Regions from separate parts of the Homo sapiens genome. Here region 2 is linked to region 1. A link is a loop called in an ENCODE intact Hi-C map of the cell type or tissue named here. Cell type or tissue: gastrocnemius medialis. All regions are shown on one strand. Each heading gives the region's core, and the rest is flanking DNA. Links, peaks and the distances in the headings are about the cores only. Region 1 has its middle 18 kb from the start of FOXO3. Region 2 overlaps ARMC2 (armadillo repeat containing 2).

The links. A loop is a pair of places that touch in the nucleus more often than their neighbours do. Peaks named below come from ENCODE experiments on the same cell type or tissue, not always from the same donor. Only the 100,000 strongest peaks of a DNase experiment are listed, where the experiment ranks them.
Region 2: it touches region 1 in a loop (13-fold over the local background); 101 of 110 quality-filtered maps call a loop at or near these places.

What each region holds. Positions count from the first base shown.
Region 1 is chr6:108,534,728-108,551,275 of GRCh38, reverse strand. No RefSeq gene overlaps it. Among named protein-coding and RNA genes, the nearest start is that of FOXO3, 18 kb to the left of the region's middle. In gastrocnemius medialis, for the core only: a CTCF peak has its summit at 9,081 (motif pointing left); a DNase peak (open chromatin) is centred at 9,045; H3K27ac peaks cover 3,862 bases.
Region 2 is chr6:108,884,308-108,900,855 of GRCh38, reverse strand. ARMC2 (armadillo repeat containing 2) reads right to left here. Exons shown (of 18, transcript NM_032131.6): 6 at 6,313-6,389; 7 at 1,064-1,162. Among named protein-coding and RNA genes, the nearest start is that of ARMC2-AS1, 32 kb to the left of the region's middle. RefSeq lists an enhancer at 2,671-3,870. In gastrocnemius medialis, for the core only: CTCF peaks have their summits at 7,093 and 7,295 (motif pointing right); no DNase peak of the experiment used is centred there; H3K27ac peaks cover 1,754 bases.

The DNA of each region.
Region 1 (16,548 bases), core at 4,517-12,516:
GCCCTCTATACCTCTTCTTCTGTATCCTTTGTAATATTCTTTATAATAAATCTATAAACCTCTAGGTGAGGACACACGTAGAGTGCCCGAGGAAGGCAAAGGCTCCAGTGATGTAGAAAATACCGTAGGTCCTGATATTAGGACAGTGTAAATGACCCTGGTTGATGGTGTAATAACCCAGTAAAGAGTCAACAAGAAGATCAACTAATAGCAGGGGCACAGAATGAAGTAAAGAAACAAAGAAATGGAGCTAAATGACAGTCCTCAGCCTTGCAAGGCCTCTCCTGCCCCTGTCAGAAGACAGCGGCACACATAGAAGAGCATGAGTATGGGGGAAAGGCCAGTCCCATGGACAGATGGGGAACCCTTTCCTCTCATTTCTCCAGCTGCGTTGGGTTCTGTTTACCTGTAGACAAAGAAAGAAAAGTACCAAGTCAAGCTACCACAGCCCCTATAAAGATAGTGTATTTGAGTCTGAATGCTATCCATTAGCGATGGTTCAACTGTCTCAGAAGAAAATTTTTCCTTTGTTGGAGGAACTTTTCTCTCAGTTCAGGTCCTGGTTGAGCCCTACTTGGTGGTCTCTCAGAGTAGAGGTCCTAATGGTGTTAGTGGGACAAGCTTGTGAGGCCTTGTCTTCCCACTCCAAGAGATGGTGTCCAAGTCATCTGGCCTGAGACCATCGGAGTTTTCACCAGAGAAGTGGTTTTGGCTGGGGGTCAGATTCACTTTCCTCGGAAAGCAGCTCTGCTCCACGTGTTAGAAAGGCTTACCTCCCTTCCTTTCCCACTCCCTGGCATAGTTCACATTCCTTTAATATCCCATATCTGTGTCTCCTTAGGGGCTCCTTGTGCTCATTTCTGGAGAGACAGCTGAAGCCACCAAAATAGGTGACAGAATCACTAAGTGAGACATCTGTGAGGAGGAAGTCTCCAGGCCTTCAAACACAAGTTATTTTATGAAAGCATAACATCTGAACCTCACACATTCACACAGTATCAAGAGTCCTTTTGCAACTTCACTTCTCAAATGTATAATCTGAAGGGTTTTTTTTTTACACTTAAAATGACTTTTATAAAATCTGTATTTTGGAAACAAATAATGAAGCCAAGTGAGTAATTCCATAAACAAACACAATCCCTGTGGTTCTCATCCTATTTAGGGAACTTGACCAAATCCAGTCACTTTGGGTCAGGCCTTCCTATTTTCTATGGAAAGTGAAACCCCTCTTGGAGTTTCTGGGGATATTGCCATTCGGTAAAAAGATGAGGTTTGAGCTGGGCCCTTTCTTTTCACTTGTGCCACGAAAATATTAATATGTTATTGAAGAGGGAGTAGGTTGTCATGACAACCATGACCAGTAGGGTCCATGTGACCTATGTGGAGCCTGGGAACCAGAGAGGCTGTGGCCTGCACAGGCTCGCCTTTTTCCAGTGGATGGGCAGCAGAGTAGGGGCTATAGGAAATGTCAGTGGCCTCAAAAACCACTGTCAGCAGTCCCCCAGATCTGAAAACTCTGGGTAAAGTAGCAAAATCAGGTTTCTTTACCTGCTAAATAATCAGATCTGAAGAAAACTACTGGCAGAAGAATTCCATGAGGCCCAGTCCAAAAGAGGCAGCCATCTTGACCCATTTCCCTCTTATAAACTTGATATTATAAAAAAATTATTCTTGTCAAACTAATTGATCCCCAAGTGAACAATGAGAATTGCATTCCTTTCACAAAAGCATAAAAACTAGTTTGTCTATATCTGTTTTCAGTTAGTCCCTCTCCACTTTTTCACAATTGTTGTACATTAATATTGGAATGAGACCAGGTCAAAATTTATATGTCGTGTTGCTTAATTTCTGCATTCAAGAAATACTCAGAAGATGAGAATGTTAGATGGCTTGGAAAATTCTGTCTAGAAGTCTTTAATAGTATCCTACCTAGTGCTACTTTATTCTCTCATATGTAAAAAATGTTTATTAACCTTGCATCTTTCAACTTACCCAAAATGAAACAAAGAAATATTTTATAAAACACCTGTATTTTTTACTTGTCCCACATCTATGAGGATGGTGCTTCTGTCTCCTTCTTCAGCATACGCATTTTTTTTTCACTTTTTATCAGGAAATATGCATACAGGCCAGGCTCGGTGGCTCATGCCTATAATCCCAGCACTTTGGGAGGCCGAGGTAAGTGGATCACTTGAGGCCAAGAGTTCAAAACCAACCTGGCCAACATGGTGAAACCCCTGTCTCTACTAAAAATACAAAAATTAACTAGGCATGGTGATGGGCACCTGTAATCCCAGCTACCCGGGAGTCTGAGGTGGAAGAATTTCTTGAACCCGGGAGGCAGAGGTTGCAGTAAGCAGAGGTTGCACCACCGCACTCCAACCTGGATGACAGAGCAAGACTCCATCTCAGAAAAAAAAAAAAGAAAAAAAGAAATATAACATGCATATAGAAAACTGAAAAACATTTATGTTAACAGTACAGTTTAATGAATTATTATAAAGAGAACAACCAAGTGTAACTATCACCTAGATCAGGAAATAGAACATTACTATTCCCCTATAAATCCCTGGAGTGCCCTTCCCCATCAAAACCATCCTCTCGACTTGGTGCGGTGGCTCACACCTGTAATCCCAGCACTTTGAGAGGCCAGGTTAGGAGGATCACTTGAGCCCAAGAATTCAAGGTTGCAGTGAGCCATGATGGTGCCACTGCACTCCAGCCTGGGCAACAGAGCAAGACTCCCTGTTTCCAATTAAACAAACCCCTCTTCTCTCTCCCTAAAAGTAATCATTTTCCTAACTTTTGTGGTAATCATCTCTTTGCTTTTCTTTATAGCTTGCTGTGTTTGCATCCCTAAACACTGTAATCTCATTTTTTTCCTGTTTTTGATCTTCATATGAATTGTATCACACTGCATGTGTTCTTTTGTGTCTTGCTGCTGCTTCTCAATATTATGTTCCTGAGATTCATCTATGTTGCTGTGTGTTGCTGTATTCATTCATTTTCATGGCTGTATGACATTTCATTATATGAATAGTTATCTATCTATAATCTATAATACTTTATTGATCTATTCTAATGTTGATGGCTAATTGGGCTGTTTCCAGTTTAGAGCAATTGCAAACATTGTTGTTCTAAACATTCCTGGGCACATGTGCATGAGTTTAATATACGCTTTTACTTATTTATTTATTTTTAATTTTGTAGAGATGGAGACTCGATATGTTGCCCAGGCTGGTCTCGAACTCCTGGCTCCAAGTGATCCTCCTGCCTCAGCCTCTCAAAGTGCTGAGATTACAAATGTGAGCCACCACGCCTGACCCGAGTTTAGTATATACTTAATAGAAGAATTTCTGGGTAATAGCCCTATGCATCTTCTACATCACTCAATGCCAGATTGTTTTCCACAGTGGCTGTAGGGTTTATACTCTCCACAGCACTGTGTGAGTATCTACTTGGCCACATTCTCACTAGCACTTGGAATTGTTGGACTGTTTAAGTTTTCTTCTTTTAGTGATGATGGATTTAAACAATTCAGATTTAACTAAGATTTACTGCATACCTACTAAGAAGTAGTGCCTATAACTAGAAGCTTCTAAATGTATATATTTAATCATCATAAAAATCATAATATAAAGGATTATAAAATCATCCCTATAAAGGAGATAATTTTATCCCCATTATATAAATGAGGAGATTGAAGTTTGGCCACAGGCCTGAGATTTCCCAGCTGAGGTGCTGGCAGAGCTGAGACTTGAACCCAGGCCTGGCTGACTGTAAAGACCACACTCTCCCCATGTTGCTACAGTCTCCATCCCTGCACCCTGCTTCCCCTTATCCTCACCTGGAAGACAACTGACCGGGTTGGAGGCATGTTGCCTCTGGCCCACATGAGCCCCTCACTGGGGACCAGGCCCTGGCTCTGTCCTCACAGACACTCTGCTTTAACTAACGAAGTTTACCACCCAAGGAAATGCTGCTGGAGGGTCATGCTGCACTAGCCCAGTTGAACCACAATTCTCCTGTTAGAAATGATTTCTCTTAGATACTCCTCTAACTGTTTTTTGTTTGTTTGTTTTTTGAGACGGAGTCTCGCTCTGTCGCCCAGGCTGGAGGGCAGTGGCGTGATCTTGGCTCACTGCACCCTCCACCTCCCAGGTTCAAGCGATTCTTCTGCCTCAGCCTCCCAAGTAGCTGGAATTATATCCGTGCGCCATGACGCTGGCTACTTTTTGTATTTTTAGTAGAGACAGGGTTTCGCCATGTTGGCCAGGCTGGTCTCAAACTCCTGACCTCAGGTGACCTGCTTGCCTCGGCCTCCCAAAGGGCTGGGATTACAGGCATGAGCCACCGCGCCCAGCCACCTTTAACTGTTTATTCTGTCTTGTTGAATGCTGAGAAACCCACTTCCTTCTCTCACAGCCTCAGCCTCATTTAGTTCTGTTAAGTCCTTTTGCAGTGGGATCTTTCCTCTCTTACTCTGAGCTACTAGAGGGTAAAGTCTGTCTCCTGATCCCTTTTCAGAAAAGCACATGTTGAAGACCCAGGTTGCCCAGGTCAGGAATCAATGTGAGAGAAAGGGCACAGGAACCAGGAGATGTGGCTGCTCTACCCTGCTCCATCCTTGGCTCACCCAACACATTTGACCTCCCTGAGTCTCAGTTTCCTCTTTTATAAATGAAAGTGCTGAACTAGAGAATCTCAGACGCAGTTTCTAGGGCTAGCTTCTGTGACTATGTTAATGAATTTCTTCAACAAGCATTTACCCAACACCCTCTGTGTGCACCAATTTACAAGCAAAACTTCTGGCCTGTATCACTGACAGGTAAAATTCCACAAAGCTGTTGTGTTTTCCCTTGTTTACATGTTTGTGAATGTTCATTATTTCTTCATGGTTTAGCTATTTCTAACCTTTGAACTTAGCTGATTTTTTAGCAAGGGCTGTTTTCTCACTAGACTGGAAGCTCATTGAGGCCAGGCATTGTGTCTAACTGGTCTTTGTATATTCAGCACATAGCAGGCACTCAATAAATGTAGAACGAAGGAAGAGAGGGAGGGAGGAAGGAAGGTTTAATCCTTGAACTCTTCCCATATCTATGATATCACTGGGCACAAGAAACAGTTGGTAGTTAAGCCACAGTTCCTGACCACAGAGGGTGCCATTGGTAGCAGGTTCTGACCTTTTACCAAATCAGCAAATCATCAGAGCTATAGAAAATCAGATTATTTTTATCAAAGCTTTTTGCAGGTACCTAATGTAATCATGGCCCTGATAAAGGATGCCAAGTGCTCCTGAGTGCAAAAGAGGAGAGAAAAATATTATAATTAATTTATTGGACTCATTTGACTTCTAATCATAGAAAATCTACTGCTCTGGGAGATCCTCATTTCTGCTGAATTGGCATTGCCATAAGGCAACCGGTTCTTGTTAGTTTTTGTTAGAGGGTTTCAGAGATGTTCTTTAGGAAGACCTCATTTTCTTTACCTGCATCCAGCTGTGGGTTCAAACTTCCTGGTGATCTGTGATTTATTATAATCTGCCCCAATTAGCTTTCCTTCCCATAGTTACCACTTTACCCCTCACTTGAACATAAAATATAAAATCTTTCTTGTGTTCTTCTGTGCTTAGCCAGGGTACCTGCTTGCACTCACATGGCAACCCCTTGCCCTCCCAAAAAGAAGCCTTGGACTATAGAGCTCCTCCTGGATGGCAGGGGGTGGGAAACAGACTGCCCCCATCCCCAACCAAAATCTGATCACTGGCTGGGCTTGGAGGATCAGGTCACTGATTAATTTTTTTCTTTACCATTTCCCTCTAAGGTATCCAAGATAAGAGGACTAATTTCTAGGTAGAGAAGTGAAATCTGTTTTTCAAAGTGCTGGAATGACCCTGTAATATAGCCCAATCGATGGCTTCAGGCTAAGTTCCTATCTCACAAGGCTTGCATCTCTCTAGCCGGCTGGGCCTTGGAGAGGTTCTGAAGGAAGACCTCAGCCACGGAACCACTCACAGCCACCTGCTCCTCTCCTGTTTGAGGTTCTGGGGTCCTGAGACAGCATCTGACCACAAGTGTTCTGGCCTTTACCCTGATGTGGCGTGGGAGTGCAGGGGGTGAACTTGTCCTCAGCTCTATACCAGGCTATGCTAATGTCAGGAGTTGAGGTCCTAAGGTAAGAGAATGGGTCCATCATCTTGCTTTTGTCCAGTCTGGCTCCCCTAGGGTAGGGGGTGGGGGGCTCATTGCAGCAGCTGCTGGCCTATCAGGCTGCAGTTTTATTATGGTAATCCCCCACCTCCCCTTTCTTCCCCTCCTGTCTCCTCAGTAGTCCTCAGTTATTTAGCAGTGAACACTTCCAGAGGAACCCTGCGGAGAAGGCATTCTGTCAAGTGCCAGGTCCCTGTCTGCCCCATGCATGCCGTGCTAATGTCAAGGCTGTGGAGCTAAGCCCTATGTAGGCCCATTCTTTAAAAACCAGATGGTGGAGTTCTTCGGGGAAGGGATGTGTCTTGGCCTTTTTCCCTTCTGGGTTTCCTGGAGCTGTTACAACAGCTCTGCCAGTGGCCTCCAAACATTGCCTGAGATTGAGAAACCATACCTCACACAACCATGTGCTACTATTTTTGAATGGTATTTATATGCCTTATAAATATTTATCATTATGAATTTTTCTCAATCAGTGGGTAAAAGCAATCATGGGAGATGCCTTGAAACCGTCTGACATTAAAAAGGGCTATCTTGTGCAGAAAAGTTGGGCAAAACTATCAATGGCTCTTTTTTTTTCCTGACTGCCGATTAGTCCATGCCCATATCACTGGCTTCCTTTTCTTTGGGGATGAGGCTAAGGAAAAAAATGCCAGCACTTTTGCATCAGCAAGGGAATTCTACCCTAATAGAGAATGGACTTAATATCTTTGTAGTTCTGCCTTCCTTGACCTATAACTGTTGTCACAGGAAAGATTCACATTGGAGAAAAATATCCCTTTTAAAAAAGAGATGAGCTATATAATAAAGCTTAATATTTATTCTGAGTTTTATAACCACCACCATCACCCTATTCTAATCTTGCATAGCTTAAAAAAATTGAATAGTTGCTGAAAAGGGATTCACCTCAGGGATGAGACCCAAGGTTGGAGCATCTTTCTCCTGAAGGGATGAAGTTTCACAACAATCTTGGGAGGTGAAACTGGGTCTTGTCAATGGAGGCCTCAGTGGTATTTGCACCATTGTTTTGCCTGAGTGAACCCTACAGTTAACCAGGGTGGATTGGTCCACTTTGCAACCTGAGCCACATGTTATCCTAATACTGCTAATACCCCTGGCTACTGCTGTACTTGCTAGAATCATCTGCAGATGCTGTTTGACATCTCTCCACAGGGGTCCCTGTGGATCATCATTAATCCCTTTGCTGTGGGCTCCCCACTCCTGCTGCTACCAGCTGCCATTGTCCCCTGGATCTTTGCAAAATGGCCAGTGTCAGGGCACCCCTGTGTGCATTCAGCCACATGGCGGGAGGCAGCAAGTTGTGCTGCAAGCCAGCAGCTGGGCTGTGCATTGGACTGTAGCCTTCTTCAGGCTTCCAGTGTACTTCTAGAAGGTGCCTCCGCCAGTGCCTCCCTTGTTGCAAAGTTGTTTTGACCAATGACATGCCTTCACTTTCATTCTGTTCCTTAGGTTCCTTTCCTTTGAACCACCAAACTTTCTCCAAGTGCTCATTCCAGAAAACATTGCTGTTGAAGAAGGGCGTGTTTTCAGGTCAGGTTTTCTGGTTTTCTGGTTTTCCCAAGGGCCAGTCTGAGGCTGTCCCTGACTGCACCTGGAGAACCAGATCCCTTGACTCCCATTCGAGGCCTGAGCACTCTGCCGCCTGCTCCAAGGGCTTTCATCATAGTAACTGTAGCATCTCCTACCGTTTGTTTTTAATCTTACCTCCTATCTGCCATGTGTAAGATATTTGGAGGGACAGTATGGGAACAGAAAGACCTTTGGTGAAGTCTCAAGAATTTTCTGATTAAAATGAAAACATACATTGACTCCAGTTACATGGCTCATCTCACGGCTTAATATGCCAAGAAATAACCATGATATTTGTAAAACAGGATGAAGTTACCCACTAGAAGGAGAAAGAAGCCAAAACTGGTCAACCAGCTGGCCTGAGACAGTGCCTACTCGGCATGCTTCTAGTATGGTGAGGCACCTCTCAGCCTGTGGACTCCACCTCTCCTTAGTGCAGAGACTCAGATATCCTCAGAAAAGGGTGAAATTCAACACGAAGAATGAGGAGGAAACATCTCTAACTTCCACACATGGTATATATACCAAGTCTATTCAGGTCAGAATGAGTGCTTCCACATCATCTCTGCTAAGGGACAGGCATCACTCTCATTTGCAGGTGGGAGAGCGAGGCTGGAGGGTCAGACTTGGTTAGAGCAAGGCTGAAATCTCACCTACAGCTCCTGGCTCCAAATCTGTCCCTCCCAGAACCATTCTTACCAAGAAAATATCTTTCTCCGTTGACTCTGGTACCTGTCATGGGGCAACTTTTTCTGGTGAGTGTAACTCAGTGGGTGTCATTGTCTTACTTAGCTAAAGAATGACATCAGGATTGGAAGCATGTTTAGAGATCACCCCAAGGTTCACAGCTACCACAGTACCAGGGCACTTCATGTGTTCCTTGTGGGTGGTGGTGGTCAGACACACATGGTGCACTGATGCCATTCTTCCTAGAAAAACATCTGTCATCTGTGGCACACAGGGCACTTTGCTCATTTTATCTCTCAGCGGACTTATCACAGTGAGGCAGGTCACAACCAGAACCCCTATTTTGCAGATGCAGAAAGAAAAGGCAGAGGGAAGGAGAAGCAGAAACACACTGTCCCTTCCTATGGGTACATTCACTATCAAATTACACAGCATCTACTTGCTTTGGCCAGCACCTGGTATTGCTTTACAGAGAGTTATGGAAAACAAAAAGTATTTCTGTACATAGTCACTTACCCAGAAAAGCAAGCTGGCCAGGTGCTGGCTGGTTGTGGTTTCTTTAAGTTGGAGCAGAAGGGCTTTGCCTGAATTTCCTGATCTCCTCCCGCCATCTGGTGGCTGTGAGCTGAGCATACATGCAAATTTCAATCTTCATTTCCTGTACTCCTTACTTCAAACTCCCATGCTCCGTGATCTTCTGAGGTTTGATGAGGGAAGGAGGAAAGGGAGAAAGGTGAAGATAAAGGGAGAGGGGAGAGAGGAAAGGGAAAAGAGAGAAGGAGGGAGAGGGAGGAGAAAGAGGAGGAAAAGGAGGAGAGAAAATGTAAAAGGCATGTACCTGTGGCTTTCATTGTATGTTCTTCCTTAGGTCCCCTCACCCTCCATTCAGCTACAGAGAACCGTCAGCGTGTGGTGGAGACAAGCCATTCAGTTGCATTGACATTTTGTGGAGTGCCTATACTGGCTGTTGGACACTGCGCTAAGGGTTGGTCTGCAAAGTGGGCACTTAAAAGATCCACTGCTCTAGAGTAGTTTATCAACATTCATTTTAGACGGTATTTTATTATCGTGAAAAGCAAGGTACTGTTTCAACACACAGCAGTCTTTCACAGGGCACTTTTTCATTTTGATAAAGTCCAATTAATCAGTTTTTCCTTGTATGGGTTGTGTTTTAAATGTCAAGTCTAAGAACTCTTTGCCTAGTCATAGATCCTGAATATATTCTTCTATTTTTTCCTCAACAATTACACTTTACATTTAAGTATGTGATTGATTTTTAAGTTAAATTCTGTATGAGATATGAGTTCCAGGTAGAGATTTGTTTACTTTTTGTTGATAGCTATGTTTATCCAGTTGTCCCAGCACCACTTGTTGAAAAGCCTATCCTTCTCCTATTGAACTGCTTTTACAACTTTCTAAAAATCAGTTGGACATATCTGTGTAGGTCTATTTTCCAGTTCTCTATTCTGCTCCATTAATCTCTGTGACCATCCCTTCACCAAAACCACACAGTCTTGATTACTATAGTTATAAGTCTTAAAATTGGGTAGAGTGATTACTCTCACTTTATTTTTATTTTTCAATAGTTTTACCTTTTTTAGCTTTTTGTTTGCTTTTCTATATAATTTTTATTTTTCTTTTAAGATGGCATCTTGCTCTGTTACTCAGGCTGAAGTACAGCTTCATGATTATAGCTCAGCGCAGCCTCAAACACCCAGGCTCAAGTGATCCTCCTCCCTCAGCCTCCCGAGGAGCTGGGACTGCAGGCATGTGCCAATATGGTAGACTAATTTTAAAAAAAAATTTTGTAGAGATGGGGGTCTTACTAAGTTGTCCAAGCTAGTCTCAAACTCCTGGCTTCAAATGATCCTCCCACCTTGGCCTCCCAACTATGTAAATTTTATAATAATCTTGTCCAGATATATAAACAATCTTGCTGGGATTTTGATAGGAATTGCATTAATTTTATATATCAATTTTGGAATTGTCATCTCTGCTATATTGAGTCTTCTATTCTATTTTTTAAATTATTTTATTTTATTTTTTGAGGCAAGGACTTGTTCTGTTGCCCAGGCTGGAGTGCAGTGGCACAATAACAGCTCACTGCAGCCTTGACCTCCCAGGCTCGAGGAATCCTCCTACCTCAGCCTCCAGAGCAGCTGGGAATACAGGCACATGCCACCATGCCCAGCTAATTTAAAAAATATATTTTTTTTTGTAGAAATGGAGGTCTCTGTATGTTGTGCAGGCTGGTCTTGAACTCCTGGGCTCAAGTGATCCTCCTGCCTCAGCTCCCCATAGTACTGAGATTACAGGATTACAGATGCCCAGCCAAGTCTTCTAATCTATAAATATAAGTATGTCTTTCCATTCATTTAGATCTTTTATGATTAGTATTTTATAGTTTTCAGCATACGAATCATGTACATGTTTTGTTAGATTTGGACCAAAGTACTTTTTCTTTTTCTATTTTTGGCAATTGTAAATGGTATCATATTTTTAAGTTGAGTATCCATGTATTCATTGTCAATATATAGAAAGACACTTAACTTTTGTATGTCTATCTTGTATCCTATGACTTTGCTGAATTTATTAGTTTTAGAAACTTTTTGTAGACTTTTTTCAATTTCCTACATAGACAATAATAGCACTTGCAAATAGGGATAGGTTTTTTATTTTTGTTCTTTCTTTCTGATCTGTTTGTGTTTTCTTGCCTTATTGCACAAGCTAGGACCTCAACTCTACTATACTGAATAACAGTTAAGAGAATAGACATCCTTGCCTTCATCTGGGTCTTAGATTGGACCAGCCCTGCATCCTGAAATACACTGTTCTTGATGATGGTGTATAATTATTTTTATATATTGCTAAATTATATTTGCTAATATTTTGCTGAGGATTTTTGTATCTACACTAATGAGGGATATTGATCTTTGGCTTTATTTTTTCATACTGTCTTTGGTTTGTGTATCATAGTAATTCTAGCTTCATAAAATGAATTGAGAAGTGTTACCTCTGGAAGAGACTGAGATTTTCTGAAAGACATTGAGTAGAACTTGGTGTTACTTCTTTTTTGAACATTTGATAGGATTCTCTAGTGAGATCACCTGGGATTGGAGACTTCTTTTTTTGGAAGGTTTTTAGTTAGTGATTTAATTTCCCTAATAGTTATAGGGCTATTCAAATTATCTGTTTCATATTTGGTGAGTTTCAGTGGTTTGTGCTTTTCAAGGAATAAATCCATTTCATTTAAGTTGTGAAATTTATGTGTGTACAGATGTTCAGTCTTTTTTTTATTATCCTTTTGTGTGCAGATGTGGGAGTTTTAAAATAAATAATACCTAATATAATTTTTGGCTACAAATCACATCATGATGCAACATTTCCAGAGATGCTCAGATGTTCTCTTTCTAGCAGCAGTCACTGATGTTATAAGGGCTCTTCTTTCTCACTCTTGTTAAAAAACATCACCCGGCCAGGTGTGGTGGCTCATGCCTGTAATCCCAGCACTTTGGGAGGCCGAGGCAGGCAGATCACTTGAAGTCAGGAGTTCAAGACCAGCCTGACCAACATGAAGAAACTCCACCTCTACTAAAAATACAAAATTAGCTGGGCGTTGTGGTGCATGCCTGTAATCCCAGCTACTCAGGAGGCTGAGGCAGGAGAATCACTTGAACCTGGAAGGCGGAGGTTGCTGTGAGCCAAGATCATGCCATTGCACTCCAGCCTGAGCAAAAAGAGCACAACTCTGTCTCAAAAATAAATAAATAAATAAATAACATCACCCATACCTTGAAAGTACTAATTTTTAAAATACTTGTAGTAGCATACTAGTGAACCACTTCCTATAGGAAAGGTCGGCAAATTTAGGACAATCAAGGATTTTAAAAATTGTTTTTCAAAGAAAGTGCATAATTCATCTTTAAGTCCAACAATTCATTTATACACTGCCATGAGCAATCCAAAACCCTTTATGTGGTACAAAAGATTGTCATGGCCACCCCTACCCCCACCATTTCATTTACAAAATACTGTAAAGATTCTGCTATAAAGATCTTGTGCCTTCTGTAAAAGTTAATGGGAAAGAAAAAAGTTTAAAAAAATTTCTTAAAGTCTTGTCTTTATAAAATTACTTATGTCCATAACATCCTGTAGCACGTAAACTGTAGTGTGAGGTGACTCACTGTGGGTGAGTGCACAAGTGACAATGCCATCCTCAAGGCCTCAGCATTACGAATGCCACGTCTCCTTGGGGATGAAAGGTGTTAGACCATGGCTGGCTCACAATGGACACAGAGAGGTGCTAAGGACCATCCAGATGGCAAAAATGAGTAAAACAATTTTTATTTCTAATTTTTCAGATCACTAATACAACAAAATAGAATTTCTTGTGCTTTCTTCCCGCTGGGTACCCGTGGTCGTCAAGTGCTCTGTGGTGTGCCCCTCCTGCCTCAGTTTGGCGACCACTGCCCCACACTGGTACTGTCAGTGTGCTGGCCTTGCCTGCCTGCCTGCCCCCACCACCAGAGATTTCTAAGCTTCTTAAGAGCAACAGCTGTGCCTTATCCTTCTTATCCCTCCCAAGCGCCTAACCCAGGGTGAGCAAAGCTCAGCTGCTCCATGACACTGGCTTCACGAACTGCCTGTGAACAGCCAATAAGCTCTATAATTTGCAGATACCCATTCGGACCCAGCATAGGTGGGACACAGTGAAGAATAAAGCCCAGATCCCATTCCTGAGGCTGCCTGAGGTACTGGGATGAGGGAAGTGTTTGCAAGACATGCCATACAGTCCAGGGTAGAGAGAAGCAAGAGCTGCTGGAGAAATACTCACAGAGTGCTGTGGGAGACTGGAGTCAAAGACGCTTACTGCTGGTTCATGCTGACTAGGACTGAGAAAGGCTTCCTGGAGGAGGTGGCATTCTGCTCAGTGGTACAGGCTTTTGTATTATGGCAGCAAGAGGAAAAGGACCAAGAAAAGGTGATAAGGTGAAGTTTTGGAGATGCCATCAAAGAGGGACACCCATCAGGGGAAAGTACAGAGGGAGGAGGAAGGGTGAAGGCCTCACCAGATCGCTCTCAAGGACAAACAAAAATCCACAGGTGGTGGCCTGGGATGTGGCAGTAGCACCCGCTACAATATTCCAGATACATTGGGTTTTTAATAACACTTTTTACCCAGCTGGGGAAAAAAGCCATTAGTTGCCAACTCACAGATGTTCTTCCTGTTCCTCCCATACCCCAAACACAGCCCTGCCTTTGGGCCCTTGTGCCAGCTTCCCTCTGACTAGAATGCTCTGCCCCGAGGGTCACCCAGCTGGGCCCCATGCCCTGCAGGGCTCCACACAAAAGCTGTCTCCTCAGAGGCCTTCTCTGACCTTCTGATCCCAGGGCACCCTGGACACTTCCCAGCACAGCACCCGTCTTCATTTTTGTCTCAGTCCTAAACACACCCTGTTGTTGTCTCATTTATTTTTATGGTGATTTGTTTACTATCTGTCTCCCCCACTCCACCCACCACCTCCACACTAGACTGTAAGGGTCAGGGATGCTGTGATCACTGACCATAAAAATGGAGTGAGTGGCTTCACCCTGGTCCTCTTAAAGTACTTTGTTATAAAGTCTAGTTTGATGAAATGGCCTCACTTGAGATGACCTCAAAACCACTTAATGGAAAAAGAGAGAGGGAGAGTGAGACAGAAATATAAAAGAGTTGGATTGCTCCAGTGAAATTTGATGTGTGAGGTTACCACGCAGTTTTAGTTTAATGCCTGTTTCAATCTACTTTGCCTCATTTCTCTAGCTTCAGTTAAAAAAAACAAAACAAACAAACAAAAACTTACTGTGCTTCATGTATCTCTCAAAGCTGCCTTAAATTGTCAGAGAACAGTGATCAAACTAATAAATATATTTAAAATACTTTGGGTATATAACATCAATTATTTGATTTCTCAAACAATTTTATTAGGCCAGACTCGGTGGCTCATGCCTGTCATCCCAGCACTTTGGGAGGCCAAGGCTGGAGGATCACTTGAGCCCAGGAGTTTGAGACCAGCCTGGGCAACATAGGGAGACCCTGTCTCTACAAAATCAAAAAAAAAAAAAAAAAAAAAGTAGCCAGCCCTGCCTCCCTGTAATCCCAGCACTTTGGGAGGCTAAGGCGGGTGGATCACCTGAAGTCAGGAGTTCACGACCAGCCTGACTAACATGGTGAAACCCTGTCTCTACTAAATACAAAAAAATTAGCTGGGTGTGGTGGCACATGCATGTAATCCGAGCTAATTGGGAGGCTGAGACAAGAGAATGGCTTGGACCTGGGAGGTAGAGGTTGCAGTGAGCCGAGATGGCACCATTGCACTCCAGCTTGGGCAACAAGAGCAAAACTCCATCTCAAAAAAAAAAAAAAAAAAAATTAGCCAGGCATGGTGATGTGTATCTGTAGTCCCAGCTGCTTGAGAGGCTGAGGTGGGAGGATCACTTGAGCCCAGGAGGTTGGGCTTGAGCTTGCAACGAGTCATGATCATGCCACTGTACTCCAGCTTGGGTGACACAGTGAGACCCTGTCTCCAAAAAAAAAAAAAAAAAAAAAAAAGCCTTCTTTAGGAAGGTTAAATGTTACTCAATATTAAGTCCTTGTTTCCTAATCTTAGTTAATCATTAGGTTCACTGATGACACTTATTTTAAAAGTACAGTTTTTTGGGCCTCTCCAAAGAAGATCCAAGTTCAATAAGTTTGGCATGGGGCTGAATAGTCTGTATTAGCTTCCCAGGTGGTTCTGATGGTTCACTAGGTTTGGGGAACAATGTAGGAAGTCATCCTTAATTATCATCCAGCAAACAGTATCAATGGCGAACTCTACTTGCATGAGAGCTCAATAGTGTGAAGAAAATAGTGTTAAAGAAGTGAACATTTTTGCTGAGAATGTGCTGATTATAATGTTCTCATATGTAATATAATGACATATTTGGTCAGATTCTCCCAATGAATGATGATGTCCAGAACATGCCGGCACCTCAGGGTGCCCTCTTCAGGAGCCTCTTGGGTGGCCGAGGACCCCCAGTCCTCCCTACCTGAGAGGAGGGTCGTACAGGTCACCCTCAGTACTTCCAACCGCAGCAACTCAGCCCTTGGAAAAACCAACACCCTGACTTTGTTAATCTTCCAGAGAGCAGGCGAGCACCAAGACCCTGGGAGAGGCTGCCGCACACACACGAGGAGGGACCAGAGCTCAGGTGTCTGAACTTGTGGTCATGAGCCCCTGGAGAATCTATGCAAAACCTCAGCAGATTTTTGTGCAGAACTTGGTTACAGTGGAGATTTCTGAGCATTCATCCTCAGCTTCTTGGTGGAGCCCATGACAACAAAAGGTTAGGGCCTCAGCTTAGAGAATGAGTTCACGTCACCAAGCACAGATTATCCTCGGCCCTTTGCAGTCTGTCTCACAGGAGAAGGTTTGCACTGGGAGGAAGACCTAAAGTCCACCCTCCATTCTGCTTCATGTAGGCAGAGGGAGCAGAGGGCACACGTGCAAACATGAAGGGCCGTGAGTGCTGCGCAGAGAAGCCGGAAGGTGAAGGCCAAGCTACCCCAGGCCAGGGTCCAAGAATAGGAGTGGAGGAGTGACATCTGGCCATCATCTGTGCCTCTGAGCCCCTAGCAGGTTCCTCAGGGCTGCCTCTACTCATCTTCCAGATGGAACTGAAATGCCAGCCTGAAGAATGGGAGCCTGTGACCCAGCATCTCTCTCAGAATAGGAAGGGGGTTTGAGGACAATCGTAGATAACAATTGCTGGCTAATGAATGTCTGCGCAGTGCTGGGCACTGTGAGTAATGATCTCTGATGCCCACAGCACCCTGCAAGGTTGGTATTCTTTCCCCCATTTTACGAATGGGGAGATGAAGGTTGAGCAACTTTGGCTAACACACCAGGTCACACAGCAGGTATTTAACCCGGGTCTGAATCCAAATGAAGCTGGGTGAGTGAGGAAGCCGAGCTCCATACTAACTGGGGTTTGCCTATCATGGAGCTGAGAACCTAGCCGGCCTCTCTTGATCCCAGTCCAG
Region 2 (16,548 bases), core at 3,436-11,435, 350 kb before region 1:
CTTTGGGCTGCAGAAGCCTTTGGAGATAACCTAATCTCCACCTCATCTGGCAGGTGAGAACACTATTGCACACAGAGTCTAGGTGACTCCTCATGGCCATACGCTTGGCGAGTAGCAGCACCGGGACCAGAACCCCGTCCAGGGCTCCCACATTAACCATGAACACAGCCAAGCACCAATGGGGAGCAGAGGAGGGGTGAGGTCATTTGAACCTTTCAGTAATCAGGTCTTTTGCAGCACATCTCTGTTTGGTTGCTGGGGAGGGTTCATTTACCCTGCTTCTCTTAGAGCATCTTCCTGTGGCTACCAAGCTGGTTTGCTCATCAACAACTCCTAGCAAAGGCTTACTGTGCACTGTGTGCCAGGCCCTGGGCTCTCCCTAGGGCTATGACCACTGCTCCAGAGGAGCCTGGTTAACTTCAGAAAGAGAATCCTTGAGGAGCTAGCTGCAAAGAGGGAGAAAGTGGAGGGCCATCCCATGACACGCTTTCCCTACCCTTGCAGGGACCCATCGATGGTGGGCCTTCACTTCTGGGGCAGTTCAGAGCGCAAGGGTGGGACACATCCCAGGCCATTTCCCATGCTGTGGGTGGCATTCCTGACGGATGTGCTCCCTTCAAGAGAGTAGGACAGATACCAGTTGGACCAAGGAAACCACGGGCACACCTGTCAAGGACGCCAGTTTATGAGACTCAGCTTCCAAGCCTGAAATCTGTTTTAATCTTTTACTTTCTTGAGTATGAAGAGCCACCTGAGAGAGGTTAAACCAGCATTTCCTTGGACAGAGGAAATGCTAATTAATTTATATTACAAAGGGAAGTTTTAGAAATTGGCTCTCTTGGTGCATTTAAAGCATAATCTTACTAAAAATTATGTGTGCATGTAATATTTAACACACACAGGGTAAATAAATAGATGACTTCATTTGTTTTTGAACATGTTCACAGAAATGATAGTGAAAACTTACTAAAAATATCAGGGCAATGGGGAACACATAAATAACTACAGGTATTTTTTAAAAAAAAAACAAAAACGGTTTTTTGTTTGTTTGTTTGTGTTTTACCCTTTTCTAATTCACGCAAAATCGGTACAATCCTTGTATTCCAAAAGACTTCGTCTACTTCTATTTCTGCGTCCTCTTCTTGCAGGTCAGCTTTTGGGACTGCAAAAGAAATCCAGAGCAGGAGAAAAAGCTATGAAAAAGGAGTTGTCATGAAGCATGGTCAAAAGCCTTTACTATTCATCACTACAATTAATAAACTAGAGAATTAAATTACCCTTTGCTCTCCAAGCCTGACTATTTCTCATTAGAACTACAGGTCTTCTAATCAAATTACCCCAAATTAAACTCAGACTGGATAATGTAAAAAATCAGAACTTTAAAATGTGATCTGGTCACTTCATAAAGTAGTAAGCTTTGTAAATACTGATGACTGTCAGTAAGGCAAACAGTTTTGAGTACATTTTTACTTAAACTTATCCCTCTGTAATGTAGAATAGGTAACTATAGATATATAAAGAATAAGGATTTTAAAAATGTGTAATGAAAAATTTTCTAAAAGGGAGACCTAAAATGGACATTTTCTATAGAAATAAAATGTCTACACTAACATGGGGCCAGTAGCATTAATGCCAAGTGATTTTGTGTGGTGTAGCAGAAAAGCCTGGGCCTTCGGGGCTGACAAATCTCAATTCAAATCCCAACTCCACTATGGACATGGTGAGTGATGGGGTCCAGTTTCTTATCCTTCCTGAGTCTCTGTTTCCTCATCAGCAAAACAGAATATTTGCCTTCAAGGGTATAAGAATTAAAAGACATGGTATAGGTAAAGCTCTGAGCTCAGTGCCAAGCCTTTAGCAATATACAGTATATAATTAATTTCATTTCCCTGATTAAACAAGTATACAAACATGTTATCACCCCTGCAGTATCTCATGCCTGTGTGATACTACCAAGCCATCAAGAGTAGATGCTGCCTGTGAATATGGGTTGTAGGGAATAGCAACCATTGACTGTGTACTCTAGATGCAGGAGGCCTCCATTTCATTTTTGCAGTAACACTATGAGGAGGTTCCCAAACTGTCTCCATTTTGCAAGTGAAGAAAGTGGAGCCCAGGTGTATTAAGTTATCTGCCTGGGGTCATATAACTCCCCAGCCTCTGCATTTGACCTCAAAGCTATGCTGACTTGCAGCAAACTAGCCGACTAAAGGGTAACACTGGGGGGAAATGTAACTCATATTAGAAACTGCAAATTATGATTATATTTCACACAGGCAGTATCTCAAGATCTAAAACACTGACTGTAGCTAGAGGTGGCTTTGCTGTGCTGAGGCATTACTGAATAGTCCTGAGATGTATTCCTCAGTCTCTCTTCTCTGAAGACCACCCCTTAAGTCCTTTATCCGGCACTTGGTCTACATCAAGTCAGGGAGTCCATGCCCTCTCGGGGCAGGGTGGACCTGGTACCAATTAAGTGTCCACACAGAAGATGCCTGGACCCTAAAAATGTCACACAAAGAGTTAGAAATCAGGAAGGATCGGAAGGTGAGAGGTTGGAAGAGAGAGAGAGAGAAGAGACAGAGAAAGACAGAGAGACAGAGACAGACAGAGGAGCAAACGGGTATATGGCCCATGTATTTTCAGGTTACTTTGCACAAAGGACAAGTTGAGCAGGGGGCCTATCAATAGCACAGGTTTGGAGTCACCATCTGGGTTTGAATCCTAGCTCTGCCACCTACTAGCTCGTTGACTATGGGCAAATTGCTTTACCTCTCTTCTGTAAAATGGGGTAACAATGGTTATCTCTAAATATTGGGATTAGGATTATTAATTTCTTTTATGCGCTCTTCTGTATTTTCCAATGCCTCTAATGCATTCTTATTATTCTTGAAGAGAAAAATATATACAACACATATTGAATGTGTGTAATACCTTAGTAAATATCCATATTAATATTTTTTAATATTAATATGGATTAAAATAAAATTCTCTGCATCAAGAAATCCAATAAAGTCCCTTGATGATTATCTGTGAAAATAGCAGAGAAATCCATAGATAACACATAATGGCATATATTTAAGAATTCATTTGAATTCAGAGATGTATTTGAATTCTGACATGAATCCTCAAACCATCAAATGGTGCTGATGTCACCCAGGAGAAGCAGGGACGCTGTGCAATCTACCTATCCCACCCAACACACAGGCCTTCCCATTATACTACATGCTAGAAATGGCCACTCCCAGTTGCAGCAAGTCCAGGCTTGCCTTTTATCAACCCTTCCCACTGCCAAGAGCAGCTGAGCCACACAGGGCATCCAAGATCACCTAAGCAGCAAAAGTAAATAGAGGTTGTCAACAAAGCTATTATTAAACATTTGCAGTGCAGTAAATAGCCTTAATAGCAAGGTTTCAGATAATCTATCTAACCCAATGCAAGACTTCACCATCAGATACTAAATTGAATTGTCTTTAGGACAAATTAGTCCACATCAGTACAGATTCACAATCCCTTATCCAAAACCTTTGGAATCAGATGTGGTGTGGGATGCAGGAACATATGGATTTTAGAAAGTCAATATGGTATACACATTGCATATTACGTACCACCCCTGTAGGGTCTTCTGCGGCAGCACCCTGTAGCAAAATATATGAATATTCACAAAACCAAGACTCTAACTGACTTCCCATCAGGCTCAGGGATTCTGGAACTACAGATAGTTTGTAGACTACCATCTCAATCTTTTGGGTCATTGTTTTTATGAATCTGCCTTAACTTTGATAATTTATGGATATGGATTCTAAAAGTAAACATGAATATTCAAGTAATACAAAAAACATACTTGCTCATATTTGTGGATAACTAACCTATTCAAAGTCCAAAGTATATAAAAAATAAAATAAAATCAACATTATCAAGGTAAGTGAAAGCCAGAAAATAAGTCAGGCGAGTTATTTAATTGATACATATTTATAACACACTTAAATTTACTAGAAACCAGACTTTGAGTCCAATAAGTTCAAGTCTGCATTTTTTACCTCCTATGCAATATGCTGCTTAATAGAGAACTTCTATGAGAAACCATGACTATCAACCTGTTTTTCAGGACAAATAAAATGGATAACTTATTCACCCCAGAAAGAGCTGAATTATAGGGGTGAATCAGAAATCACAGAACAATTTATTTAACCCTTACGGGCCCTTCTGAATGTTTCTGAGATTTGCTTCTTCTCAGAACCAAAGTTACTCAGTCACTGGTATGAGGGTTTCCTTCCAACCCTCTCCCAGGAATTTCAAAGGGCACAGTTGTGTCTGGCTACAGCCTTTCCACCTCTTCATTCACGCTGGGCCTCCTCCTGCCTCCATTTTATACACAATCCCTGAGTTACTCTAGAAAATGAAGCATGGAATCATATAATTGCTTTTTAAGATACACACAAACACACAAATAATAATAAGGTTGTTTCAATCTTGGGCAACAATCTAATATTTTAGAAAGCACTTTCATCTAGGTTCACAGTTTGCTAAATATAAACATTATGATTCAACAGGAAATTGGGTAAGTCAAGCAAAAATTTCAGCATGTTTTTGAAGATTTTGCTGTCTCAGTGGTTATAGTTGTTAACCACAGCTTTGAGTTCTGGACACAAAAACCTGACACAATGTTTGGATTGGCTGATGTTTTTAGCACGTAAATGTAAAATCCTTAGCAACTATGCTGGCTCAGAAATTAGTATATCTAAGATTTTCCTGAGTAAAGAAATTCCCAATGACACAGAAGTCATTTTATTGATAAAAAACTAAATTTTGAAGATAAGAATTTTTAAAATCTACTATTTAGTATTGTAAAATCTCATGGGTACAAAAATATATGAAGAATATAACAGACATCAGTGTACCCCACACTAGTTTGGTCAGATATTAACATTTTGCCATATTTTTATCCTTTCCCTTATTTTAAAGAAATGAAACATTACAGATATGTGGCTCCCTGCATCCATTCCCCTCCTCCTCTCCCTCTAGGGGTTACCACCATCCTAAATCCACTGGTTACTATGACTACACTTGACTTCGCATGCTTACCACATGGCTGTGTATCCATAAACAATATATGTCTTTGCTTTTGCAACTTGTTTCATCTCATATTATGTTTGTACTGAATTTACTCAATATTACAATATTACAAAAGCCCATGAGTTCACTTTTGTGACAACTATATTCTATTGCATGAATACATTTTGTATCATTTCTAGACTGTGGTTTATATTGTTATATATTTTCTCAAACACTTTAAAGGCCCAAAGGACGGTCTTAATAAAGTTAATATAGTTTCATTTAAGTGAGCAATTATCTTTTTTTTTTTTTTTTTTTGAGATGAGTCTCGCTCTGTCGCCCAGGCTGGAGTGCAGCGGCGTGGTCTAGACTCACTGCAAACTCCATCTCCTGGGTTCAAGTGATTCTGCTGCCTCAGCCTCCCAAGTAGTTGGGATTACAGGTGCCCCACTCCCTCCCACCATGCGTAGCTAATTTTTGTATTATTATTATTTTTTTTTGGTAGAGATGGGGTTTCATGATGTTGGCCAGGCTGGTCTTGAACTCCTGACCTCAAGTGATCCGCCTGCCTCAGTCTCCCAAAGTGCTGGGATTACAGGCGTGAGCCACCATGCCCAGCCAAGCAATGCCTTGAACTCAAGCTTTGAACCCAAGAACTATGTTAATGTCAAGTTTTGCAACTTTCCAAATGCTTTTACAAAATGATTTCTATAAAACCATTAAGACTGTCATCTAGGCCGGGCGTGGTGGCTCACCCCTGTAATCCCAGCACTTTGGAAGGCTGAGGCAGGCGGATCACGAGGTCAGGAGATTGAGACCATCCTGGCTAAAACAATGAAAGCTCGTCTCTACTAAAAATACAAAAAATTAGCCAGGCGTGGTGGCGGGCGCCTGTAGTCCCAGCTACTCAGGAGGCTGAGGCAGGAGAATGGCATGAACCTGGGAGGTGGAGCTTGCAGTGAGCCGAGATTGCACCACTGCACTCCAGCCTGGGCGACAGAGCAAGACTCCATCTCAAAAAAAAAAAAAAAAAAAAAAAAGACTGTCATCTATAGATGTTTGAGGCATCAGAGTTGGGTAGTGGTAAGATGGTAACATTGTATGAATATAATAAAAATGTATAAAAATAAATGTTGATTTGTGACCAAATTGGACAAACTTCCTTAAGTTTCCAGTGGCCAACATAGATATCTTCAGTGCAAACATCTTTCCTTCAAGTGGAGATGCTGTAGATGAAGGAGTGTGGGGACCCCTCACCTGCTTTGGTTTGCAGCCTGCTCAGGTCTGAGCTACTGGGGCATGATGAGGCCCTCGCATGTCTCTTCCCCTGGTCCCTAGGAGGAATACATAAAACACTCAGCGCAAACATGAAAACACTTCTAATTTTGTAAATGACAAGAGTCTGCTATATACAGTTTCTTATTTATTATTTTGAGATAGGTCTCACTCTGTCATCCAGGCTAGAGAACAGTGGTGCTGTGATCATAGCTCACTGCAGCCTCAAACTCCTTGGCACAAGTGAGCCTCCCACCCCAGGCTCCCGAGTAGCCAGAACTACAGGCACATGCCACTATGCCTGGTTATTTTTAAAAAATATTTTGTAGAGACAGGGTCTCACTATGTTGTCCAGGCTGGTGATTCCTGGTCTCAAGTGATCCTCCTGCCTCAGCCTCCCAAAATGCTAGTATTATAGGAGTGAGCCACTGTGTCCAGCCGATATACAGTTTCTGAAGAAACCATCGAGAATTGTTTAAAAGATGGGGTTTGGTGCTCTATATGTGGGTTTTTTTTGTTTTTGTTTTTGTGTTTTTGAGACGAAGTCTTGCCCTGTTGCTCAGGCTAGAGTGCAGTGGTGCGATCTCAGCTCACTGCAACCTGCCTGAGCCTCCCCAGTAGCTGGGATTACAGGCACATGCCACCATGCCCGGATAATTTTTGTATTTTTAGTAGAGACGGGGGTTTCGCCATGTTGGCCAGGCTGTTCTCAAACTCCTGACCTCAGGCGATCTGCCCGCCTCAGCCTCCCAAAGTGCTGGGATTACAGGCATGGGCCACCACCCCTGGCCTCTATATGCTGCTTTAATTTACCTTTGATTTCCCGGTAAGATTTATCTTTTTAAAACAAGTCATATTTGCCTAACAACATGAAATACAGTTACTAGAAAGAACAAAAAATCCAGTTTACTTTGCAAATCAAAACAAAATTGGTTAAGGATATATACCACAAGGGGTCACTGTTACAATAAGAAAGAACTCTGGGATGCTTGGATTACAAAAGCTTAGCCTTTGGGAGCTGGGAAAGACCTCTGTCTCTTTTTCTCTCTTCCTCCCTTCCCCGATCCCTGCAGATAAAGAAACTGTCCCAGCTGGCCAGATGTGCCCAAGGTCACACAGTAAAGACAGATTTGGAACTTAGGTCTCATAATTTACAAATTTGCTTCTCTTTCCACTACATAAAAATGTGCCCTGATTCCATTTTTAAAATTAAATTAATATTCTCTGACAATATTTATTTTTAGAAATATTTTAAACATTAAAAAACTGAAAATAAATTTGGACAGTCCCCAGATGATAAATATTTTGTATTCCAAATAAAAGAGCAGTGGCTGGCCAACAGCAGGATTACATGCTCAGGTTTTTAAAAAGTTTTATTTAATGTAGAGAACATCTCTGAAGGATACAGCTTCTCTTTAGCCAGAGCTGACACTTAGAAGTACTTACTTTTAAATATGTGCACAAAATTCCAAGGTAAAAAAACACCAGGAAAAGAAGAGTGCAAGTTTTATATCAAAATTTCTTTTTGTCCATCAAATATAATAGTTGCTCCAAAAAACTCACAAAGAAGGCTTATACATGTGATAGTCCCTGTGAACATCTGTATGTGCCCGTGGCTTCTCCTTCCTGTGTAGTGAGCCCCCCAGTGACTATGCCATGTTGCAGCTTAGCCCTTGGCCTTTCCTACCGCCCTGAAGATTAGCTTCTCCAAATACCATTTTTTACTTCATTAACATGTTCCCCCCACCTTTTTTTTTTTTTTTTTTGAGATGGAGTTTCACTCTTGTTGCCCAGGCTGGAGTGCAATGGCGTGATCTCGGCTCACCCCAACTTCCGCCTCCCAGGTCCAAGGGATTCTCCTGCCTCAGCCTCCCGAGTAGCTGGGATTACAGGCGTGTGCCACCATGCCTGGCTAATTTTGTATTTTTAGTAGAGATGGGGTTTCTCCATGTTGGTCAGGCTGGTCTCAAACTCCCAACCTCAGGTGATCCGCCTGCCTCGGCCTCCCAAAATGCTGGGATAACAGGTGTGAGCCATGGCGCCCACCAGCCACCCCATTTTTTTTTTAAACACTTAACACTTCCTTTAATCATAAAATAGGAAAAAGATGAAGTCAATTTTCCAAAAATTGTCTAATTAATATTCAGAAATAACTGCTTTATTTGTACATAATAAAAATACGATAGCAAATGTCACTAGCCAATCGAAAATGGCTACGGGGACAGGGACCTCTCAAAGAAGGCAGAAATAAAAGAATCAACCTTGCAAAAAGGTAAAATACCAAGTTTGTCAGGGTGTGGAGCCAAGGAAGTTCTCATATTTATCACTCCTAGAAATAACAAGAAGGTTTGAGACTAGGGACAAGGCCTTGCTTTCAATACATACACCTGCCCTACACAACTATTAAAATCAAGCAAGATACTTTTCAACTAATGGGCTTCCAAAGTCACTGGTCCACTCTCCCTCAAGTCATGGTCAGTGATGAGGTTGCCTACATAAATACCACACGCATGTATCCCCACTTCTAGGGGAAAAAATGAAGTGTCCTTCTTATATGCAAATGCTTAGCAGTGCTGGGTCTCCCAGTTCTCAAGCAGAGCACAGAACTAATTAACTCAAGATGGATTAAAGACTTAAACATAAGACCTAAAACCATAAAAACCCTAGAAGAAAACCTAGGCAATACCATTCAGGACATAGGCATGGGCAAAGACTTCATGACTAAAACAACAAAAGCAATGGCAACAAAAGCCAAAATTGACAAATGGGATCTAATTAAACTAAAGAGCTTCTGCACAGCAAAAGAAACTATCATCAGAGTGAACAAGCAACCTACAGAATAGGAGAAAATGTTTGCAGTCTATCCATCTGACAAAGGGCTAATATCCAGAATCTACAAAGAACTAAACAAATTTACAAGAAAAAAAAATTCCATCAAAAAGTGGATGAAGGATATGAACAGACACTTCTCAAAAGAAGACATTTATGCGGCCAACAAATATATTTTAAAAAGCTCATCATCACTGGTCATTAGAGAAATGCAAATCAAAACCACAATGAGATATCATCTCACTCCAGGTAGAATGGCAATCATTAAAAAGTCAGGAAACAGTAAATGCTGGAGAGGATGTGGAGAAATAGGAATGCTTTTACACTGTTGGTGGGAGTGTAAATTAGTTCAACCATTGTGGAAGACAGTGTGGCAATTCCTCAAGGATCTAGAACCAGAAATACCATTTGACCCAGCGATCCCATTACTGGGTATATACCCAAAGGATTATAAATCATTCTACTATAATGACACATGCACACGTATGCATATTGCAGCACTGTTCACAATAGCAAAAACTTGGAACCAACCCAAATGTCCATCAATGATAGGCTGAATAAAGAAAATGTGGCACATATACACCATGGAATAGTATGCGGCCATAAAAAAGGATGAGTTCGTGTACTTTGCAGTGACATGGATGAAGCTGGAAACCATCATTCTCAGCAAACACAAGAACAGAAAACCAAACACTGCATGTTCTCACTCATAAGTGGGAGTTGAACAATGAGAACACATGAACACAGAGAGGGGCACATCACACACTGGGGCCTGTCGGGGGGTGGGGGGCTAGGGGAGGGATAGCATTAGGAGAAATACCTAATGTAGACGATGGGCTGATGGGTGCAGCAAACCACCATGGCACATGTATACCTATGAAACTGCACTTTCTGCACATGCATCCCAGAACTTAAAATATAATTTTAAAAAAGTAACAATAATGTTAGAAATAAAAAAAGAGCACAGGACTGGTATTAAGTGCTGTTCTACGTGATCCTTACGTTGTGGTGGGTATATGTAGGTTCTGAAGCCAAGCTGCCTGAGTTTGGGTCCTGGGTCTAACTTTTATCAGCATTGTGATCTTGGGTGAACTACTTAGCTTTGGTTTCCTCATCATTAATTTTTTTTTTTAAATAGAGATGGGGAGCTTGCTATGTTGACCAGGCTGGTCTAAAATTCCTGGCCTCAAGCAATCCTCCCATCTCGGCCTCCCAAATTGCTAGGATTACAGGTGTGAGCCACTGCGCTGAGCCTGGTTTCCTCATCTTAAATTGAATGCAATGACTCTGCTTAGTACACTGACTGACACTGGAAGAACTTAATAAACAGATTAATTTTCTCTTTCCTTATGAGTCAGTAATCACTTGTCTAAGCAGTCCAGAGTCAAATCTTATTGAGCTAAAGAATGTGCATGGCATTGCCCTGATGAAGTTTAAAATCTACTCTGAGGAACTAAGAAACCACTGTTTTTTTTTTTTTTTTTTTTTTTTTTTTTTTTTTTTTTTTGAGACGGAGTCTCGCTCTGTCACCCAGGCTGGAGTGCAGTGGCGGGATCTCGGCTCACTGCAAGCTCCGCCTCCCGGGTTCACGCCATTCTCCTGCCTCAGCCTCCCAAGTAGCTGGGACTACAGGCGCCCGCCACTACGCCCGGCTAATTTTTTTTGTATTTTTAGTAGAGACGGGGTTTCACCGTTTTAGCCGGGATGGTCTCGATCTCCTGACCTCGTGATCCGCCCGCCTCGGCCTCCCAAAGTGCTGGGATTACAGGCGTGAGCCACCGCGCCCGGCCCGGAACCACTGTTTTTTAATGGAAAAGTCCAATAGAGTTGTTAATAAAGTACTAGAATGTGAAATTCAACAGATTGTAAGAACTAGAGGGTGCTAAGAAGGAAGTGATTAGTGAGTGGGAGAAGTGGACTACAAAATGGGCCTTAAAAGAATAAAAGTTGGCCGGCATGGTGGCTCACGACTGTAATGCCACCACTTTGGGAGGCCTAGGTGAGACGATCACTTGCACCTAGGAGTTCAAGGAGTTCAAGACCAGCCTGGGCAATATGGCAAGACTTTCCCTCTAAAAAAAATTTTAAAACTATCTAGCATGGTGGCACACACCTGTAGTCCCGGCCACTTTGGAGGCTGAGGCAGGAGGATCGCTTGAGCCCAGAAGGTCGAGGCTGCAGTGAGCTGTGATTGTGCCATTGCATTCCAGCTTGGGTGACAGAGTGAGACCCTGTCTCAAAAATAATAACAGGCAGGGCGCAGTGGGTCACACCTGTAATCCCAGCACTTTGGGAGGCCGAGGCAGGCGGATCGCCTGAGGTCAGGAGTTCGAGACCAGTCTGGCCAATATGGTGAAACTCCATCTCTACTAAAAATACAAAAATTAGCCAGGCATGGTGGCGGGCGCCTGTAATTCCAGCTACTCAGGAGGCTGAGGCAGGAGAATCGCTTGAACCCAGGGGGCAGAAGTTGCAATGAGCCGAGATTGCACACTTCACTCCAGCCTGGGTGAAAGAGCAAGACTCTGCCTCAAAAAATAATAATAATAAAAGAATAAAAGTTAAACCAGCAAATGACAACACTACTCTCAGAAGGGGAATAGCATGAGTGAAAATAAAGACAGGCATAAGCAGACTGATACTGAGGGCAGGGGATAAGTGCCCAGGGCAAGTAAGACAGTCATAGAAGGTTTCCATGGGTTTACTCAACCCACACTATGGGCTGAGTAAATGAATCTGATTTGACAGGCAATAAGGAACTGTCATGGGTTCTTATACAAGGAAGTGATGCGATTTGGGGGTGTGCAATGTCAAGAGTATTTAGGAGACTTGGAGAGAAGGAACAAGGACTAATCTGAGGGTGACAGTGGAATTGGAGAAGAAGGAACACATTCAAGAGGTTCCGTAAGTCAAGGGTTGACAGGATTTCAGGCAGAGGAAATAACAGAATGTAGCCATGGAGGAATAGGATAGCAGGGGAAGCCTACCAGGGTTTCCACACAGCCATAGAGCTGAAGTCCCACAGTAAGACTGAATGGGGAAGAGAGGCATCAAGAAAAGAAAATCACTCCGTTAAGGAGAAAAGGAAGAATAGATGGACTTATGTACTCAAAAGAAATCTGTTTCTCTGTAAATTCTGCTCATTGGTCTTCGTTCTACTAATTGGAACTGCATGAAACAAATCTTTATTCTTTTTCTCCTTGATAATCCTGCACATATTTAAAGATGTTGCATTCCCCACATAAAGTCATCTCCTATGGTTTAAATCCCATGGTCCGACCACTTACAGCCGTGTGACCTCGGGTAAGTTTTGGTTTCCTCATCTGTAGAAAGGTGTGGTAAATAACACTATCCCCCAATGTGAGACTGTTGTGAGGACTAAATGATAGGATGTGCGATTGCTTGGCACAGTTCCAGGCACATGGTAACTAATACATGTTTACTATTATGGCTGTGGTCATCACTGATGTCATCAGCAAACTCCTCCAGTCCCTTCTACTGTTCCTCACATGATGCGGTTTCAAATCTCTTCCAGGACAATCAGTTACTCAAAGTGAGTGTTCGCTTGTCTGGATCCCTTTTAAAGTCTGGAACCCAGCACTCAGCCAAAGGTAGTATGGCTTGAGGACAGAGAGGAGATGTTCTACGTAACGCTGCAGCCTAAAATGACATTAGCGGTTTGGTGGTCACGTCACAGTGGTGGGTGTCTCTAATCTTTTCCTGCATGTTCACTAAGGCAGATTTTCCCATCCAGGTTGGGCCTTTGCTTGTTCTTCCTAAATTCCACAGTGCCGCATTTGGCAAAGCATTCCTGCCTATCAGATGTTTTTGGATCTTGATTCAGTCATCCAGCAAAATTGTTCTTCCTAGTTTCCTGTTCCATATTATTAAAGACTGTAATTAAATTTTTTGCAATGATTTTTCATGTACCAAAAATAATTTCAGAAGTTATTTCTTAAAGCTCCTCTGTGAAATTCTTCGTACAGGCAGATTGGCACTGTTTTGTTCTTTATGATATCTTGATCGACAAATAACAAAAACCTAATTTCAATGGATTTAAACAATAAATGCAATTTATTGACTCACATAACCTGAATGTGGACAGGTAGGGTGGGTTTTAGGCATGGTGCAATCAGGCCTTTGGCGGCATCTTTCTGCGATTCTCTCAGCTCTGCCCTTCCCTCAGTTCCAGCTGTAACCAGGTTGGAGTTCTGATTAAAGCAAAATGGGTCTGGCATTCCCAGGCCTCTCCTCAGCCCACATGTTTAAGAGCAAAAGCAAAGTCTTCTCTTGCAATCAGTGAGGAGGGTCCTACATTTCACTCTGAACAGCCAGAACCAATCTGTGGCTATGGCACTGCTACACACGGACTGACTTGAGTTACCACTGCCCATCCATGAGTCAATCATGTGGACAATATCTACTTTTGGACCACATGCACCCCAAAGAAATACAAGTATATTTCTTTAAAAATACTATAAAATTAGCCAGGCATGGTGGCTCACATCTGTAACCACAGCACTTTGGGAGGCTTAGGAAGGCAGATCACTTGAGGTCAGGAGTTCAAGACCAGCCAGCCTGGCCAACATGGCAAAACCACATCTCTACTAAAAATACAAAAATTAGCTGGGGGTGGTGGCGTGTACCTATAATCCCAGCTACTCGGGAGGTTGAGGCAAGAGAATTGCTTGAACCTGGGAGGCGGAGGTTGCAGTGAGCCAAGATCACACCACACACCACTGCACTCTAGCCTGGGCAACAGAGTGAGGCTCTGTCTCAAAAAAAAAAACAAAACAAACAAACAAAAAAAAAACTATAAAATTCAGACTTTGCTATAATTCTGACAGTTCTTCTAATTATTATGACTAAGGTTCTTTAGTCAGAGGTCAGCAAGCTTTTTCCCTAAAGAGCTAGATAATATATATTGCACACTTTGTGGGCCAAGTGGGAAAATCCAGGTACTACATGGTTACATTTGTAACCATTTAAAATGTAATGATTTAAAAAAGTGTATAAACCATTATTAGCTCAAGGGCTGTAAAAAAGAAAAACAAAACAAACAAAAACCAGATGGATGGCCAGATTTGGCTCCTGGGCTGTAGTTATATTGTTTGTTTGTTTGTTTGTGAGACGAGTATCGCTCTGTCGCCCAGGCTGGAGTGCAGTGGTGTGATCTCTGCTCACTGCAACCTCCACCTCCCAGGCTCAAGTGATTCTCCTCCCACAGCCTCCCAAAAGTAGTTGGGATTACAGGCATGTGCCTGTAATTAGCCACCACACCCGGCTAATTTTTGGATTTTTAGTAGAGATGGGGTTTCACCATGTTGGACAAGCGGGTCTCGAACTCCCAACCACAGGTGATTCGCCCACCTTGGCCTCCCAAAGTGCTGGGATTACAGGCGTGAGCCACCGGACCTGGCTGGCTGTAGTTTGTTTATTCCTACTTTGGAGGAATAACTAAACAAATATTAAGAAGTAGATTAAACAGAAGGATTTGGAATGTTTAAAAAGTCAATAAATTTATTTCCATTTTGGAAAAAATGACGTAAGGAAATTGTAAAGGATGCTTATGGATAAGAGAAAATTTAGCAACTTTTGAACTAAACTTATCCTTGCCATAAGAAAAAGACACTTCGTTTTTCAAACTAGATTCAAGTTGTGTAGGATCAAGGCAGGTAGTAAATGTTTTAGGCTTTGTGGCCACACAGTTTCTGTCATAAGTACTCAATTCTTGCTGCAGTGTGAAGATGGCCATGGACAATAGGTAAAAGATGAGTGTGGCTGTGTTCCAATACAGTTTATTTACAAAAACAGGCAATGGGCTGGATTTAGCTCATGGGCCTTAGTTTGCTGATCCTGCTTTATAGTCTCTTCCATACTTCGACTGCAATTTGGTAATGCCAACAGAGGGGTGGACAATGGAGGGAGGGTCCCCTCAGCATGTTTCATAGCCTAAAGCACTAGATATACAGTTTCCAGACAGATTATCACTTTTTCTTTTCTTTTCTTTTCTTTTTTTTTTTGCGACAGAGTCTCACTCTGTCACCCAGGCTGGAGTGCAGGGGTGCAATCTCAGCTTACTGCAACCTCTGCCTCCTGGGTTCAAGCGATTCTCCTGCCCCAGCCTCCCAAGTAGCCGGGACTACACCTGGCTAATTTTTTGTATTTTTGGTAGAAATGTGATTTCACCATGTTGGGCATGCTGGTCTTGAATTCCTGACCTCGGCCTCCCAAAGTGCTGAGATCACAGGTGTGAGTTACCGTGTCCAGCCAGATTATCACTTTTTCTTAATTACTAAACTTAAAGCATTCTACTTAAACAGCTATACACAAACACTTGAAATTAAAGGACATGGTTTTAAAGGGATGTCTGTAAGATCAAAATTTTAAGAAAGTCCTCCAAGGTACTTAATAGTGTTGGCTTGGGCACAAGACTAAAATACATACACACACACACACACACACACACCCCTTGGCACCTTTTTTAATAATCACTAACTGGTTATTATTAAAGTTCTATATATATATACACGATTAGATATATTGCTTTGTAGCTATCCATGTTAGCTTAACTTAGTTAACCTTAAATTCCCTTAGCTTAAAGGCTCATGGTTTCATACTCCCCTTAACATTCAAAGCCCCACAGTTTCAAGGTACTGCATGTGAAAAGCCCTTGTAACTTGTCAGTGCTGTACCTGTGAGGATTTCGTTCAGTACAGGGAGCAGTGGCTGTGACTGGCCTCTTCTGCAGCATGCTACTGTGTTAACCAGTGCCATGCAGGGTTCCATCTCTGCTTTCCATTCTGAATGCCCTGGTGCCGTGCTCCCTTCACACCTTACGCCAGAACTGCTACAACAGCTTCCCAATGGCTTCCTTTGTCCCAGGCTCTCCTCTCCCCATTCGTCCTTCACATAACTGACAGCGAAAGTCACCTCTCAGTGGTGCACCTTTATTTAAACAATGGACCCACATACCTGGGAGTAGCATTGAAGGCCATCTGTCATGTGTCCCTAACTTCCCTTCCAGACATGCTGCTCAGCGCTATGGCTTGCAGCCTCAGGATGCCTCCTGCCACTGCCACGTCAAATCCCACTTCTGGCTTATGCTCCTCCTTTAGCCAAGAACACAGTGCTCCATCCCTCACGAAAATCAACCTTCAAAATGCACCCCCAAATCCCAACTACTCTAGGAATTTTCCCTTGATCCTCAAGTCAGAATTAGCTGCTCTGACCTCTAAATTTTCAGTATACCTTCTTTCAGTTCCCCTTTCTTTCCTCCAGCATTTGAGTTCATCTTTGAACAGTGCTTCTAGACCTTGTGTGTGCATTCAAAGCACTTGGAGATCTTATAAAAATGCAGATTCTAATTTGGTAAGTCTGGGGACTTAC